Linked DNA regions of Homo sapiens: region 2 is linked to region 1. A link is an interaction called in ENCODE POLR2A ChIA-PET data of the cell type or tissue named here. Cell type or tissue: IMR-90. All regions are shown on one strand.

Evidence for each region. Peaks named below come from ENCODE experiments on the same cell type or tissue, not always from the same donor. Only the 100,000 strongest peaks of a DNase experiment are listed, where the experiment ranks them.
Region 2: POLR2A ChIA-PET joins it to region 1 with 10 read pairs; 1 of 35 experiments calls an interaction of 5 or more read pairs at or near these places.

What each region holds. Positions count from the first base shown.
Region 1 is chr2:216,595,229-216,597,728 of GRCh38, reverse strand. LINC01280 (long intergenic non-protein coding RNA 1280) reads left to right here. Exons shown (of 4, transcript NR_110392.1): 3 at 2,486-2,500. Among named protein-coding and RNA genes, the nearest start is that of LINC01280, 10 kb to the left of the region's middle. In IMR-90, no CTCF peak of the experiment used is centred here; a DNase peak (open chromatin) is centred at 1,348; H3K4me3 peaks cover 194 bases; H3K27ac peaks cover 158 bases.
Region 2 is chr2:217,729,939-217,732,438 of GRCh38, reverse strand. All of the region lies in intron 2 of DIRC3 (disrupted in renal carcinoma 3), which reads left to right. Among named protein-coding and RNA genes, the nearest start is that of DIRC3, 59 kb to the left of the region's middle. In IMR-90, no CTCF peak of the experiment used is centred here; no DNase peak of the experiment used is centred here.

The sequences.
Region 1 (2,500 bases):
TAAGAGTTTGCCTATCATTAAAGAGAAGTAGAAAGAAAGAAACTAAGGTGTTAACAACGGAATCATTGGCAATTTCAACATTTTCTTCTTTGCTTATCTATATTTTCTCATTTTTCTACCATGGACATATATTATTTGCCTAATGAAAAGGAGGCATCAAATCTTATAAATCATTGGCACTGTGATGCTACAGATTACTTTCTGCCTTTTCATGGACTATTTCATTCCTGTTTTTCCACTGTGAATATTTAATTTAGCTCAAAAATTCCACAACTATTTATGGAATGCTTATTTTGTGCCAAGCACTGTCCTAGGCACGGCAGGAAATGGAAAAATTAATAAGACATGATCAGATCTCTTCTGTCCTGTTGGAGAGACAGATATCCACACAAAGAATTGTACTGCCAGATGGTGTGGATTACAGGCGCAGAGACGGAAGTAGAAGGTGCAAGGGGAGTTCAGTTAATTAATTAGTCAGCAAAACTGCTTTTTAAAGGAATCCCTGTTACTATTGCAAACACTTGTGCAGAATTAATCCCTCTGGCCTTACAAGCTTGCCAGATCTCTGGTGGCCTGAGCTATGTGGGTAGGTGGGACTTTTTTGGTAAAGAGCTAATGGTTACTGGGCATTCACTATGTGATGGGCATTGTGGTTTACATTCATTTAACCTTCACAACTGCCCGAGGCTAATTTAGTGCTTAATCGTAAGGAGGGGAGTACAGAATACTGGTTAGAAGACCAGTCTCTGCAGCCAAGCCACCTGGATTCCAATGCAGTTCTACTGCTCACTAGTTATATAACCTCCAACAAGTTTCTTAACCTCTCTGTGCCCCAATTTCTTTATCCATAAAATGGGGATAATAATAGTACACACCTTGTAGGATTTGTGGCCAGAACTGAACACATCATTACACACTCACAGTCCCTGACAAACAGAAAGCTCTCTAGGATGTTACTATCTTATATTTACATTCCACCAAATACATATTCATGCTACTTTGCATTTCCTTTTTCATGTACTGCTTCCATTATTTTTCCTAAAAAGCCAATTATGACAATGATTCAGCACACATTTTTGATCGCCCACTATGTACCTGATACTGTTTGCCTGCTGGGAAAGCAAAGATAAATAGCCATGACTCCACCCTGAGGGTGCTCGTAGGTTAGTGCAGGAGAGAAGCACAAACACAAATAACACGACAGAGCTGGTAATTAGGAACAGTGGTTGCCTAAGTTGCCCTAAAGTCCCAGAAAACGTTTCTCTCTCTCTGTCTGTCTCTCGTTGTTAAAATGTGTTTCCCATTATCCTGTTTATAGTATTTGCTCGCAAAGGAAACCGGAAACTAACATTCTCTGGAAGTCTGCCATGCGCCTGACATAGTGTGATCATCCATAAGAGCAGAAGTTTCCCCATGTGCCAGGCACCCTGCTGAGCACTGGCTACACATTATCTCCTTTATTCCTATAAATGAAGTACAGTTATTATTATCCTCATTTTACGTATAAGGAAACTGAGGTCTTTCTCTCAGAAGTCAAATAATTCCCCCTAGGTTATACCACCAAGAAATTACAAAGCCAAGGTTCAAACCCAAGCCCGTCTTCTCAACAAAATGCCATACCTCCTCCCAATGTAAAATTCTATATGCCATCTAATTTAATTCTCACAATAACTCTTTGAGATAGATGGTATTATGCCCACTTTTATGCCTGAGGAAACTGGGATTTGAAAAATTAAATTATTACCCCAAGGTCAAAGAGTTAGTAAGTGACAGGCCCAGCTGCCTCCAAAGCTGTAGTCTTTGCCTAGATAATGCAAAGACTCCTGTTGCCTCCTGCACAGGGTGAAGTTGAATTTTCACCCAGGCCTGGGAAAAAGCCCCCTGGATTGGGATAGAGGAGAGGAGAATTCCAGTCTTGACTCTGCCACTTATTAGCACATGGCCTTGGACAAATTTCTTTCCCTTTCGGGGTGTTGGGGTATATCTATCAAAAGATAATTTGGGGCTAGACACGGTGGCTTACACCTGTAATTCCAGCATTTTGAGAGGTCGAGGTGGGTGAATCACTTGAGGCCAGGAGTTCGAGACCAGCCTGGCCAACATGGTGAAACCTTATCTCTACTAAAAACATAAAAAAATTAGCTGGGCATGGAGGTGGGCGCCTTTAATCCCAGCTACTCAGGAGGTTGAGGCACGAGAATTGCTTGAACCTGGGAGGCAGAGGCTGCAGTGAGCCGAGATCGCATCACTGCATTCCAGCCTGGGCAACAGAATGAGACTCGGCCTCAAAAAATAAAAATAAAAATAAAGTCTTTAATAAGATAATTTGGGTGTCACCCTTCCCAAAAGTCTCCAAAGAGATGTCATAAACAATAGGCTGAGACCAGGCTCTGCTGGAGTAAACCTAGGGGGGAGCCTGGTGTGATGCCCATGGAGGGAAAAGGGAGGAGGCTCCAAAGATAACACCCTCACAACTGTGTTCCAGCCACCTCTGATGGGA
Region 2 (2,500 bases), 1.1 Mb before region 1:
GGTATCCACAGGAAGTTGAGTTCATTACTTAGATATTCAGTTGAGCCACAGAGAGAACCAGGTGTAGCTTCAGAATTTCCATAACCAATAATCTCCTACCAGCACGGCCGCAGGAAGTCTCCTGAATTTCAACCCAGGGGTTGATCAGAGCTGCTTGAGTGGCCAAGACAGAGGTACTAAGCTTGCTAAGCTATGCTGGGTGCATTTGGAGTTCTCCCTAGCCTCCAATCTAAATTCCTTCCCCTGTATTGTCAGGTCACCCATGGGAGACCTAGGATAGGATTATCCAGAAGATCATGCAGGATTTTGAAAAAAGGAAAGAGCATTATTTTTGAATTTGAACTGAGCATGGACTTAGAAAGCTCTGCTGATGTGGCCAAGGAGGGGCAGGAATGGGGGTCATGTGATGGATTTTCAGACTCTGGAGTGACCGGAATGACTCACTGGAGGCCATCCAGGCCATGGGGTTTGAGGTCCAGTAGTGGTCAGCAAAGAAGTTCCTGGGAACCTAATGGGGACAATTTGGGGTTTTGCAGATCATCTGAACCGAGGTTGTTTCACATATGTTGGAGAACATGCAGCTCTCTATATGTCTATATTTTAAAGTAAATAAAAGATTCCCTGAGCAAACCACATGGTATTGGATGGGCTCAGACTCCTGTTCCGAAGCCTCTGCTTTCTGGCTTTACAGGAGCCTGTGGTGACCACTCTGGGCTGGGAGTCCGTGTGCTGGGTCAGCTTCTGGCTCCTGCTGAGGATTCGCTATAGCACCAGTGGACAGGCAGCTTGTCATGCGTGGGCTTAGTTCTACCTTTCCGTGAAACAGGTGGAGCCGGGGATCATTGGGTGTTGTGAGAGTAGATGAAATTTTTGCTTAGTATTGTGGGTTGAATAGTGTCCCCTCAAATTCATATGTTGAAGTCATAACCCCCAGCACCCCAAAATGGGACTTGGAAATAGGGTCCTTACAGAGGTAATCAAGTTAAAGTGAGGTCATCAGGAGTGGGTCCTAGTCCAATATGACTAGTGTCCTTATAAAAAAGAGAAATCTGCACCCAGTGACACATGTAGAAGGAAGATGACATGAAGGTGGTCATCCACAAGCCAAGGAGAGAGGCCTGGAGCAGATTCTTCTCCCATGTCCCTCAGAAGGAACCAATCCTGCCAACCATTGATTATAGACTTCGAGTCTCCAGAACTGAGGGAACCAGGGGCTGCAGAAAGAAGCCAGAGTGGGAGAGAGGGATGAGGCAATAACTTCCAGTGAGAAGAGCGTGGGAGATGCCCTTGTATCAGGATCTTGGGACTTGAGAATCACCCCTTCCTCACTTTAATTTCTAAGACCAACTCCTTTTCTAGTTAGACGACAACTAACATCTACTCTCTTTTCCTAGCTATTGTGTTTTCAGCCCCTTTCTTCCTTGCCTACTTACATGATCATGGGTGTATTAGGCTGTTCTTGTATTACTATAAAGAAATACCTAAGAGTGGGTCATTTATAAGGAAAAGAGCTTTCATTGGCTCACTGTTCTCTAGGCTTTACAGGTGGTGTGGTGCTGACATTGCTTAGCTTCTGGGGAGGCCTCAGGAAGTTTACGATCATGGCAGAAGGGGAAGGGGGAGCAGGTACATCACCTGGTGAAAGCAGGAGCAAGAGAGGGAGGGGGAGGTGCCACACTCTTTTAAAAAACCAGCTTTCGAGAGGTCAGTCGCTATTGTGAGGACAGCACCAAGGGGATGGTGATAAACCATTAATAAGAAATCCATCCCCGTGATCCAATCACCTCCCACCAGGCCCCACCTCCAACACTGGGGATTATAATTCAACATGAGATTTGGGTGGTGACACAGATACAAATCATATTCATGGAAAAATCACCTTGAACCTTATTTCCAGTACCATCTTTCTCATTTCACTTGATAGCATGCTTATTAGAATGAAATTCACTGATGTTCATGCAAGTGCTTAGAAACTGTAAAAAGGCTGGGTGTGGTGGCTCACGCCTCTAATCCCAGCACTTTGGGAGGCCAAGGTGTGCAGATCACCCGAGGTCAGGAGTTCGAGACCAGCCTGGCCAACATGGTAAAACCCTGTCTCTACCAAAAATACAAAAATCAGCCACCAGGCGTGGTGGCGCGTCCCTGTAGTCCCACCTTGGGAGGCTGAGGCAGGAGAATCACTTGAATCCAGGAGGCGGAGGTTGCGGTGAGCTGAGATCACGCCAGTGCACTCTAGCCTGGGCGACAGAGTGAGACGTGAGAGTCCATCTCAAAAAAAAAAAAAAAAAAAAAGAAAAAACAGTAAAGGATTCAGTCTTACCTGTCCTTCAGTATCAAGGTTGAATATCATCTCTTGTCACACCACTCCATTGAGCAGGAATTAATCACATTACGTTTCCTTCTCTCAAGGATTACATCACAGTCTCCTTTAAATTGTAATTATTTGCTGTCAGACTGTGAGCCTCATAAAGACAGGATAAACGTTTCACTCAGGGTTGAA